2 separate regions of the Homo sapiens genome follow, and region 2 is linked to region 1. The links are chromatin contacts, found by POLR2A ChIA-PET in ENCODE. All regions are on one chromosome and are shown on one strand. Each heading gives the region's core, a stretch centred on a gene start or an enhancer-like site at or near the end of the contact. The rest is flanking DNA. Distances are from core to core; before and after follow the strand shown.

Region 1 (6,158 bases), core at 2,136-4,635:
CGATGCCAGGTGGCATTCTAAGCTCTGTACATGTATTGGCACATCTAACCATCAAAATAGCCCCATGAGGGTGGGACTGTTATGATCCTCATTTTAGAGATGAGGAAAACGAGGTTCAGAGAGATTGAGACACCTGCCCTAGGTCACAGAGCCAGGAAGTGACGCCACTCAGGCTATGCTTGCTCTGTTGTCTCACCTGTTCATCACCACCTGACGCGTAATCCAGGACTGTCCCCTCTCAGTCTCTCCCGCCCTTAAAATGTGTGCTGCCAGAGAACAGGATGCTTACTATCTCATTTAGAGCTGTGTGTCCCCAAGGACTAGACTAGTGGCTGAGGGTAGTGGGACGTTTATCAGTACTTGTTTTCTTTTCTTGTTGTTTTGTTGAGACCAGGTCTCGCTCTGTCGTCCAGGCTGGAGTGCAATGGTACAATCATACCTTACTGCAGCCTTGGCCTCCCAGCTCAAGCTATCCTCCCACCTCAGCCTGCTGGGTAGCTGGGACTAGAGGTGTGCCCCACCACGTCCACTTAATTTTTGCTTGTTTGTTTTGAGACAGAGTCTCACTCTGTGCCCCAGGCTAAAGTGCAGTGGCACGATCTCGGCTCATTGCAACTTCTGCCTCCTGTGGTTCAAGTGATTCTCCTGCCTCAGCCTCCTGAGTAGCTGGGATTACAGGCATGTGCCACCATGCCTGGCTAATTTGTGTATTTTTAGTGGAGACGGGGTTTTGCCATGTTGGCCAGGCTGGTCTCGAACTCCTAGCCTAAAGCAATATTCCTGCCTCGGCCTCCCAAAGTGTTGGAATTTCGGGCGTGAGTCACCGCGCCCAGCCTATAAGCACTTGTTAACTGGACTTAGAGAGATGGGGAATGCCTAGAATCTTCTGCCCCCTCTTCCCCAGCCCCACCAGGCCGCAAGGAGTCAACTCACTCGTTTTTTGTGCCCTTCTGCCCGCAGAACTCGCCCCGGCTGTCAGTGGGGTAGATCACCTTTCGAGGGTCTCCATGAGTCCAGGCTGTGGAAAGATCCAGGGATACTGAGACACTGCCACTCCTCAGATCCAGCCCTGTTCCCACTCCAGAGGCCATGGCTGCCTCCGCCTACCCTGCAACTCCAAGTCCTGCTCATTCTCTACTCACCTATGATGCCTACAGCCACGTAGCCCACAATGGCCAGGAGCAGGAACACACAGCATATGATATCCGTGCAGCCCCTGGGGAGCAGAGGGGCAGTGTTTGGAGGAGGCTTGGTGCTGTGTGCACCATGGGCCCATCTGCCCTCTGCAAACACCCTCATCCATGTGTTATTTGGACAAATTTTCCTGAGTCGTTTGAATGCCGTACCAAAGGGCACATGCATTTTAATTTTTATTTCATTTCATTTTTTAATTTTGTGCAACAGAGTCTCACTCCGTCATCCAGGCTGGAGTACAGTGGCATGATCATAGCTCACTACAGCCTCGAACTCCTGGGCTCAAGTGATCCTCCTGCCTCAGCTTCCCAAGTAGTTGAGACTACAGGTGCACACCACCACACATTTTTTTTTTAATTTATATACATTCTGTAGAGACAAGGTCTCGCTATGTTGCCCAAGCTAGACTTTTTTTTTTTTTTTGAGAGGGAATCTCACTCTGTCGCCCAGGCTGGAGTGCAGTGGAACGATCTCAGCTTACTGCAACCTCTACCTCCCAGGTTCAAGCGATTCTCCTGCCTCAGTCTCCCAAGTAGCTGGGATTATAGGTGCCCGCCACCATGCCCAGCTAATTCTTGTATTTTTAGTAGAGACAGGGTTTCACCATGTTAGCCAGGCTGGTCTCGAACTCCTAACCTCAAGTGATCCACCTGCCTTGGCCTCCCAAAGTGCTGGGATTATAGGTGTGAGCCACCGTGCCTGGCTGTATTTTATTTTTTTGTTATTTTTTTTTGAGACAGAGTCTCGCTCTTGTCCTCCAGGCTGGAGTGCAGTGGCGCAATCTCAGCTTACTGCAACCTCCACCTCCCAGATTCAAGCAATTCTCCTGCCTCAGCCTTCTGAGTAGCCTCTGAGTAGTCACAGCTACTGGAGAGGCTGAGACAGAAGACGTGCTTGAACCAGGAGGGGAAGGTTGCAGTGAGCTGAGATTGCACCACTCCAGCCTGGGTGACAGAGTGAGACTCCATCTCAAAAATAAATAAATAAATAAATAAATATAAACATGGTAAAAATTAAGTCCAGGCCAGGTGTGGTAACTCACACCTGTAATCCCAGCACTTTGGGAGGCCAAGGCAGGTGGATCGCTTTGAGCTCACGAGGTCGAGACCAGCATGGGCAACACAGCGAAACATCTCTGCTAAAAGTACAAAAAAAAAAAAAAATTAGCCAGGTGTGGTGGTGCAAGCCTGTAATCCCAGCTACTTGGGAGACTGAGGTGGGAGAATTGCTCGAACCCGGGAGGCGAAGGTTGCAGTGAGCCGAGATTGAGATCGCGCCACGGCACTCCAGCCTGGTGACAGAGCAAGACTCCATCTCAAAAAAAAAAAAAAGTTTCAAATATTTGTCACCAGTTTGTTGGAGAACAGATGGGAGGGGGTGTGAAGAGACAGGGATTGGGGTAGTATTAGCGGGGAGAACCCCCCAAAACCCAGAGCTCTTACCTATTGTAAATGGGTCCTTTGAAAGTGGGATCATACTTCTGTGGCGTTCCTGAAAGTCAAGAAGATTAAGATGGATGGGATTGGAGACCTGAACCAAGACAGGGCTGGGAGAGCCCCCTCCCAAAAGCCCCTAGGGGTGTCTTTGCCTTGGCAAGAATAAAATTCAGAGACCTGTGGAATTTTCTGCCTCACCCACCTCCAGGTGACCACACCCAAGCCCCCAGTTCTGGCAGGCCAGGACAGGGGAGGAAGGAGGGATCACTAACTGTGAACAAACTTATTAACTGGCGGCCACCCACTGGGAAGAGGGCTGAAATGGTGACCACCACGGAACCAGGTGGAGATGGGGAAGATCTGAGGTGGGATAGGGGGAAGGAGGCGCCGGCAGCAGTGCCAGGCAGAGGGGTACAGGGGCAGGTCCTTCGGGTAGGGGAGAGTAAGGAGGGTCGTCTGCGAGGCTGCGGGGGATAAGTGGGGTGAAGGGGCCTGGCTGATGGTGGGGAGGCTCCAGGCGCAGATTTGCAATTGCGCTCCCCCTCCAGCCCCCTTCCCTGCGCCCCATGTTCTCTCAAGGCCCCCTCCGAGGGACCGAGGGGTCGGCCCGGGGCTACGGGCGGGGGTCGCTGCCTACCGTGTTTCCCGTAGTAGTGGGGCCGCTCGTCCCCCATCCCTGCAGGCGACCAGCCCCGGCGGCCGCCCGCGCTCTCTCCCGCGCCCCCTCGACCCTCCCGAGTCTGGAGGGAGGCACTGACCGCGCGACTGGCGGCGGCTCCTCCCAGCACAGCGCCAGGCGGGGCGGCCCAAACCGGTCAGACCGGCCCGAGCTGGGCAGCTGCCCAGACTAAGGGACCCGGGAGGGCGCGGGCGGGGCTGCAGCTGCTCCCGCCACTCACCGGCCGGCCGCATTTAGCCTTCCCCGCCCCCACCCGGGAACCCTGCGGCTTCACCCTGGGAACACCCTGCCACCGGGCGATGCCGCCTAGAACCCCTGGCCACCCTGAAAGGGCGTTTCCGTGGCTTCGTTTTGCAGGTGTGGAAACTGAGGCACTGGGAGGGAAAACGGCCTACTGCCCAAACCCAGACAACCAACTGTGGAATGTTGGTGCTGAAAACTTCTCCAAGCTGTGCAGGAAATTAGTTTTCTTTCTGTCTGCTGCTTTTTTTTTTTGAGACAGGATCTCCCTCTGTTGCCCAGGCTGGAGTGCAGTGGTGCAATCACAGCTCATCGCAGTCTCGACCTCCCTGCCTCAAGCCATCCTCCTGACTAAGCCTCCTGAGTAGCTGGGACTACAGGTGCTCTACTGCACTCGGCTAATTTTTAATTTTTTTTGTAGAGATGGGATGTTGCTATGTTGCCCAGGCTCATCTTTAACTCCTGGACTCGTGGGCTCCTCCCACCGTGGCCCCCCAAAGTGCTGGGATTACCTGCGTGCACTACTGGGCCTGGTCTTAGAACAAGTATTTATTCAGCCCTTAGTGGGTGCAGGCCTTGGGCGGGGCACCGCATACAGTGAGGAACCAGAGAGACCCAATCTCCACCCTTGTGGAGCCCACATCCTCCTGGGTCGCCCTGAATTCAAATGCTCCTTCTGCACCCTCTGAACTAGAGGATACTTAACAAAGGGCTTATCTTCCTTAAGCCTCAGTTTCCTCAACTGCAAAATGAGGCTAAAGTATGAAACCAAAACTGACCTCAAAGAGCAGGCATAGGCCAGGTGCAGTGGCTCATGCCTGTAATCCCAGCACTCTGGGAGGCTGAGGCAGGTCGATCAGGATTTCTAAGCCAGCCTGGCCAACATGGTGAAACCCCTTCTCTACTAAAAATACAAACATTAGCCAGTGTGGTGGCACATGCCTGTAATCCCAGCTACTTGGGAAGCTGAGGCAGGAGAATCGCTTAAACCCAGGAGGTGGAGGTTGCAGTGAGCCAAGATTGCCTCACTGCACTCCAACCTGGGGGACAGAGTGAGACTCTGTCTCCAAAAAGAAAAAGAAAAAAGAAAATAGGCTGGGTGTGGTGGCTAACACCTATAATCCCAGCACTTTGGGAGGCCGAGGTGGGCGGATCATGAGGTCAAGAGATCGAGACCATCCTGGCCAACTTGGTGAAACCCCGTCTGTACTAAAAATACAAAAATTAGCTGGATGTTGTGGTGTGCACCTGTAGTCCCAGCTACTTGGGAGGCTGAGGCAGGAGAATCACTTCAACCCGAGAGGCGGAGGTTGCAATGAGCCGAGATCGTGCCACTGCACTCCAGCCTGGGTGACAGAGCGAGTGTCTCAAAAAATCAATCAATCAATAAATCAAAAATTAGCCGGGTGTGGTGGTTCATGCCTGTAATCCCAGCACTGTGGGAGGCCGAGGCGGGCAGATCACTGAGGTCAGGAGTTCAAGACCAGCCTGGCCAACAAGGCAAAACCCTGTCTGTACTAAAAATACAAAAATTAGCCAGGTGTGGTGGTGGGCACCTGTAATCCCAGCTACTGGGGAGGCTGAAGTAGGAGAATCGTTTGAACCTGGGAGGTAGAGGTTGCAGTGAGCCGAGATTATGCCACTGTACTCCAGCCTGGGCGACAGAGCGAGACTCCGCCTCAAAAAAAAAAAAAAATACAATACAATAAAAATAGAGACAGGATCTCACTGTGTTACCCAGGCTGGGCTCAAACTCCTGGCCTTAAGCAATCCTCCCACCTCAACCTCCCAAAGTGCTGGGATTGCAGGCACGAGTCACCACGCCACAACCTGCCTCTACTTGAATATTTATAGATATTTATAGTGCAGCCAATTATTTGGTTAACATGGCATTATACAGGTGGTGTGGAGGTATCCTCAGCAGGAATATACATTTAGTGCTGGGTGTACACAGACAGCATGAGGTTATACAGTCAGCGTGATCATATACATTTGGTGTCCAATAATTGTAGCTGCTGCCTTAGACTCTAGGACTCGCAGGCAGGGCTCTGGTCACTAACTCAACTTATCCTTAAAAAGGCGCCCTCTCCTCCTAGTAGCCACCAGCAGAGGGGCCCTGTCTAAACACCTGGACCACAGGCAAGGCCTGAGGCGCCAGGTCATGCCCTGGGGTGACCCAGACTCCTAAAGAAGCCCTGTGGTTCTCGAAGTCTCTGCCAGCCCAAAGGCTGGCTGGTCCCACCCTACCCATTCCAAGCAGTGGACAAAGAGAGCGAGCCACAGGCCTCTTCTCTTCCCAACTACACAGGGTGCCCTGGGGACAATTTATTCAGGCCCCACCCACCAGCTCCACACTGAGGAGTCCCAAAAGTTAAGCCCTCTGGAAACCCTTGTCTCTGAGCTGCACACCTATGTGACATCTGTCTCCCCCCAACACACGTGAGCATCTCATACTCAGTGCGGCGGCATCTAAGCTTTTTTGTTTTTGAGACAGGGTCTCACTCTGTCGCCCAGGCTGGAATGCAGTGGCATAATCACAGCTCACTGTAGCTTTGACCTCCTGGGCTCAGGCGATCCTCCCACCTCAGCCTCCTGAGTAGCTGGGATCA
Region 2 (6,158 bases), core at 2,647-5,146, 120 kb before region 1:
TGCCTGGGCAATAAGAGTGAAACTCCATCTCAAAAAAACAAAAAGGAAAACTCGATACAATGTAAGAACATGACCCTCCTCTGCTCATAACATTTGACGGTTTGACAGTTCCCAAGTGCCCCCCATGGCCCTGTCACCTCCGTGCCCTCCTCCCCCACCACCCCCTCACTCCCTGCCTCCAGCCACATTGGTGGTCAAGAAACAGCAAAAAGGCCGGGCGTGGTAGCTCACACCTGTAATGCCAGCACTTTGGAAGGCCGAGGTGGGTGGATCACCTGAGGTCCAGAGTTCGAGAGCAGCCTGGCCAACATGGTGAAACCTTGTCTCTACTAAAAATACAGAAAAATTAGTGGGGTGTGGTGGCGTGTGCCTGTACTCCTAGCTGCTCAGGAGGCTGAGGCACGAGAATCGCTTGAACCTGGGAGGCAGAGGTTGCAGTGAGCCAAGATCATGCCACTGCACTCCAGCATAGGTCAGAGTGAGACTCCGTCTCAAAAAATGAAATAAAAAGAAACAGCAAGGAGGCCAGACATTGCTGTCGCAGGGCCTTTGCACATGCTGGCCTCCTGCTTCGAAAGACCATCTCATCTCCTCCAAGTATTTCCACAATCCTGGCTATCTCCGGTTACCAGGGACTCAACTCAGATGTCACCTCCTCAGAGAGGTCTGTCCCCTACTGATGCCCACCTCCCCTTCATGTTGCCCTGTTTTCCTTCTAAACACAGCACTGCCCACTAGTTGGTACTTTTCTGGTTTATTTGCACCTCTTTTTTCAGAGACAGGATCTCACTCTGTCATCCAGGCTGGAGTGCAGTGATGCAATCATAGCTGACTGCAGCCTCAAACTCCTGGGCTGAAGCGATCCTCCTCCCTCAGCCTCCTGAGTAGCTCGGACTACAGGCACTTGCCACCACGCCCAGCTAACTTTTTTTATTTGTGTTTTTCTGTAGTGATATGCTGCCTAGGCGATCCTCCCACCTCAGCCTCCCAAAGCCCTGGGATTTCAAGCGTGCCCAGCCTAATTGCTCATTTATCTAACAGTCCCAACTAGAATATCAACACCTTGAGGGCAGGGGTCTTAAGCGCCCTTTCCCCAGCACCCAGAAACATATTAATGCAGTGGTTTGGCAAGGACAGCCGACTCCCTGAGGGCAGTACTTTGTGGAATGAAAACCGATAATGACCTAAATGTCCACTGGCAGGGAACTGGCTAAATCAATCTTGGGAGCTAGTCCGGGGAGCAATGCAGGCTGCAGTGCCGAAGGTCAAGTGCGATGCACGGACTGGATTATGCGTGGGGGATGATGTCCTCCACTTCGGGTTTTTTTTCCGCACATCCCCATTTCCTGTGTATGGACAGCAGGCTTGAGGTCATGTGAGGTGTGCAAATGAAAAACTTGCTGTTTTATAGTCTCCAACGTGATTTGAATGTCAGGCTTTTATAACTTTTTTATAACTGTGATTGCAGGCCAGTGTTGACCTTGTAACTTTCAGCAGTACTGAGAAACCCCAAAGAAACTGGCCGGCCCAGCAGCATTTTCAAGAGTGACGGGGAAACTGCTCAAATGTGGGGTCCTGGAGCTCACAACTCCGCCCTCCTAGGGGTGTCCTCGGTGTCATCCTAACTGCTCCCCACTGCAAGGGGTGGCCTGAGTACCCCAGCCAGCCTGGTGAGTGCCAGCTGTGGGACCTTGTTAGCAAAGTCTCTCCCATCTTGCAACAGGTGTCCTGCTCTGTAAAACGGTTGTGGTGAGGACTGGAGGAGACAGTTCCAGTTGCCAGGGCAAAGTGAACGCTCACTGTGTCTGCAGCCCTTACAGGGTGGTCAGCCATGTATGGATTTCCAGCTCTGTACCACCCTGAGGGCCCAAGTGAACTAGAGGCAGGCAGCCGGGCACCACCCACAGTCTGCATTCCACAGCCAGCCTCCTGGAGCCCCTTCCTTCCAGGGGAGTAGGTAGTGACCTCCAGGCAAACACGTTCTAGTTCCCTCCACCCCGAGACTCTCCCGGGGTGATGGGGAGCCAGCCCATAAGGAAATATCCAGGCAGACTCAGTCCACAATGTCACAAGTGACAGGAACAGCCCGGACCCGTTCTTGAGGTCTTTGTCCCACCCCCACAGCGTATCTCTCGGCAGATCCTGCCTTGGATATCCAGACCCATCCCCTCCTCCTCTGTTTCGCTCTAATGTCCTGAGGCCAAGTCTCCCATCTCAGGGCAAAGCCTCCCCCAGGCTCCCTGCCCCACAGGCTTGGAAAACTGCAAGTCAGATCACACTGTGTGCCTGATTTTTAAAGAATTTTTTTTTTTTTTAGATGGAGTCTGGCTCTGTCACCCCAGCCGAAGTGTAGTGGCAGGATCTTGGCTCATTGCAACCTCCGCCTCCTGGGCTCAAGTGATTTTCCTGCCTCAGCCTCCTAAGCAGCTGGGACTACGGGCGTATGCTACCACGTCTGGCTAATTTTTGTATTTTTTTTTTTTTTCTGGAAACAGTCTCGCTCTGCTGCCCTGGCTGGAGTGCAATGGCGTGATCTTGGCTCACTGCAACCTTGCCTCCCGAGTTCAAGCAATTCTGCTGCCTCAGCCTCCCAAGTAGCTGGGACTACAGGCGCACGCCACCACACACGGCTAATTTTTTTTTTTTTTTTTTTTTTTTTTTTGAGACAGAGTCTCGCTTTGTCACCCAGGCTGGAGTGCAGTGGCGCAATCTCGGCTCACTGCAAGCTCCGCCTCCCGGGTTCATGCCATCCTCCTGCCTCAGCCTCCTGAGTAGCTGGGACTACAAGCACCCGCCACCACACCCGGCTAATTTTTTGTATTTTTAGTAGAGACGGAGTTTTACCATATTAGCCAGGATGGTCTCGATCTCCTGACCTTGTGATCCACCTGCCTCCGCCTCCCAAAGTGCTGGGATTACAGGTGTGAGCCACCACACCCAGCCACACCTGGCTAATTTTTGTATTTTTAGTAGAGACGGGGTTTTGCAAGGCTGGTCTCGAACTCATGACCTCAGATGATCCGCCTGCCTCAGCCTCCCAAAGATCTGGGATTACAGGTGTGAGCCACCATGCCTGGCCGCATGATGTTTTTTCTCACCCGAGCACCTGTGCTTCCTTCCCACCCCTCAGGCCCCCAGCTAGAGCATCAGCTCCACAGGACAGGGATCTCGTCTGTCTTGTTCACTGCCCTGCCTCCAGCACACTATCTGGCACACAGCAGGTGTTCAGCAAATGCTAGCTGCACGGCAAAAGAAGCTGGCATCACGGCCGGGCGTGGTGGCTCACACCTGTAATCCTAGTATTTTGGGAGGCCATGGCAGGCGGAACACCTGAGCTCAGGAGTTCAAGACCAGCCTGGGCAACATGATGAAACCTCGCCTCTACAAAAAATTAGCCGGGCGTGGTGGCACACGCCTGTGGTCCCAGCTACTTGAGAGGCTGAGGTGGGAGGATCACTTGAGCCCAGGAGGTTGAGGCTGCAGTCAGCGGAGACTGAGCCACTGCACCACAACCTGCATGACAGAGGGAGACTCTGTCTCAAAAAAAAAAAAAAAAAAGAAAGAAAAACAAGCTAGCATCTCCAGGGCACTGCACAAAGCTCCAGGCACACAGGGCCTTCTTCCACCTTCACAGGGCTCTGGCCAACCCTGTTTTGCAGATGGGGAAACCAAGGATAGAGAGATTAAGTCATCCGGTCTATTGGCACACAGCTAAGAGCAGCCCTCCTGACCAATGAGGCACCAATCCAACCTGCGTCTAATCTCCATCTGCCAGGCACCATCCCGGTCACCACACAGCACTTCCAGGGGCACACAAGGAAAGGAAACCTTGGACTCCAGAGACAGGAAGGCCAGGCTCAGCTTCCTCATGGGGACAACTGAGCAAGATCATTGGGTGAAGACTCTGCAGCCTGGCAGCTCAGCCACAGCCTCACGGCAGGAACTGAATGAAGGCTGCCACTTCCCCAGCCCTCAGTTTCTCTATGAAATTGGGATAACAGCACCTACACTATGGGGTTGTCAGCAGGACAAACCCAGGGTCTAGCACGCATAAGGCCCTATTCCACAGGACTAGTTCACTAGTTCATGAGGGTGACGGGGGTGGGAGTGAAGGATGTCAATGCCTGGCACCACAACAGGCACAGACCCTTCTTCTTGGCACCCCAGCAAAGAGCCTTGGCACAGCCTTTCCTGGTGGGCCTGGCAACATCACTCTAAATCCACTTCTGATGCAACATGGCACTCCCTTGCAGGGTATCCACCCTGAGCATAGCAGACACACAAGCCTGCGGACCCCCAAGTCTCTGGCAGGAGGGGAAAAACTAGAAATAACCTAAAAATTCAAGGGGGAGAGTGATCAGTGTTAGTGGGAGTAGGCTCGACCCAGGAATACTTGCAGCTATAAAAAAGCACAGGACTCTCTCATGATGCTGCAATCAAGCAAAAACAAAGAAAGAAAAAAAGAAAGAAGGAAAAGAAAGAAGGGTAGAGGAAAAAGAAAAGAACAAGAACAAAAAGGAAGGAAGGAAGGAAAGAAGGGAGGGAGGGAAAGAGGAAGGTAAAGAGGAAGGTAAAGAGGAAGGGAGGGAGGAAGGAAAAAGCACAGAACAAAAGAAATATTGGCCAGGCGTGGTGGCTCACGCCTGTAATCCCAGCACTTTGGGAGGCAGAGGCGGGTGGATCACAAGGTCAGGAGATAGAGACCATCCTGGCTAACACGGTGAAACCCCGTCTCTACTAAAAATACAAAAAAAATTAGCCGGGCATGGTGGCGGACACCTGTACTCCCAGCTACTTGGGAGGCTGAGGCAGGAGAATGGCGTGAACCCGGGAGGCGGAGCTTGCAGTGAGCCAAGATCGCGCCACTGCACTCCAGCCTGGGCGACAGAGCAAGACTCTGTCTCAAAAAAAAAAAAAAAAGAAAGAAATATTGGCCAATTTGGGGCTGAGCACAGTGGCTCATGCCTGTAATCTCAGCACTTTGGGAGGCCAAGATGAGAGGATCACTTGAGCCCAAGAGTTCAAGGCCAGCCTGGTCAATATAGCAAGACCCTACCTCTAGAAAAAATACAAAAATTAGTCGGGTGTGGCACACGCCTGTGGTCCCAGCTACTCGGGAGGCAGAGGTGGGAGGATCATGTGAGCCCAGGAGACAGAAGCTACAGTGAGCTATGATCATGCCACCACGTTTCCAGCCTGGGAGACAGAGCAAGACCGTGTCTCCAAAAAGAAAAGAAAAAAGAAAGAAAGAAAGTTGGAGACTTCAATACCCCACTTTCAATCATGGATGGATATCAGCATTGGTATCAGGCAAGAAAAATAATAATAATGGATGGAACAACCAAATAAAAGATAACAAGGAAATAGAAAATACGAAACCAATAAGACCTGACAGATGTGTACAGAACACTCCACCCAAGAGTAAAATACACATTCTTATCATGTGCATATGGAACATTCTCCAGGACACACCGTATTCGAGGCCAAGCCATAAAACATGACTCAATAATTTTAAAGAGATTGAAATCATACAAAGTAGTTCCTCCAACCACAGTGAAATGAAGTTAGAAATGAACACAAGAAAGATGTTTTTCAGAAATTCTCAAATATATAGAAATGAACATACTGCTAAATAACCTATGTATCAAAGAAGAAATCATAAGAGAAATGAGAAGATATGCTGAGATAAATGAAAATGAAAACACAACATATCAAAACTTATGGATGCAGCTAAAGCAGGTTTACAGGGAAATTCATAGATGTAAGCAACTGTATTTAAAAAGAAGGAAGATTTTGGCCGGGCGCGGTGGCTTACGCCTGTAATCCCCACACTTTTAAGAGGCCGAGGTGGGTGGATCACCTGAGGTCAGGAGTTTGAGACCAGCCTCACCAACATGGTGAAACCCCGTCTCCACCAAAAATACAAAAATTAGCCAGGCATGGTGGTGGGTGCCTGTAGTCCCAGCTACTCAGGAGGCTGAGGCACGAGGATGGCGTGAACCTGGGAGGCGGAGCTTGCAGTGAGCCAAGATCGTGCCACTGCACTCCAGCCTGGGCGACAGAGCGAGACTCCGTCTCAAAAAAAAAAAACAAAAAAAAGAGAAAGATTTCAAATACTTTCAGATTTCAATAATCTTCCACTTCAAGAACCTCAGAAA

What was found. ChIA-PET counts read pairs that join two places held with the same protein, here RNA polymerase II (POLR2A).
Region 2: POLR2A ChIA-PET joins it to region 1 with 12 read pairs in WTC11. The contact joins the enhancer-like site here to the promoter of SLC44A2 in region 1. POLR2A ChIA-PET finds 5 or more read pairs at or near these places in 5 of 52 experiments (H1, WTC11, activated B cell and 2 more).

Annotation. Positions count from the first base shown.
Region 1 is chr19:10,622,780-10,628,937 of GRCh38, reverse strand. SLC44A2 (solute carrier family 44 member 2 (CTL2 blood group)) reads right to left here and starts at 3,385. Exons shown (of 22, transcript NM_020428.4): 1 at 3,268-3,385; 2 at 2,637-2,685; 3 at 1,143-1,216; 4 at 934-1,018. The coding sequence starts at 3,304. RefSeq lists an enhancer at 4,346-4,927.
Region 2 is chr19:10,740,314-10,746,471 of GRCh38, reverse strand. The region is part of intron 1 of DNM2 (dynamin 2); the gene reads right to left. Among named protein-coding and RNA genes, the nearest start is that of MIR638, 25 kb to the right of the region's middle. Within about 2 kb of position 3,896, at least 5 of the 41 ENCODE cell types and tissues checked have a DNase peak (open chromatin) inside an H3K27ac peak, as active enhancers do.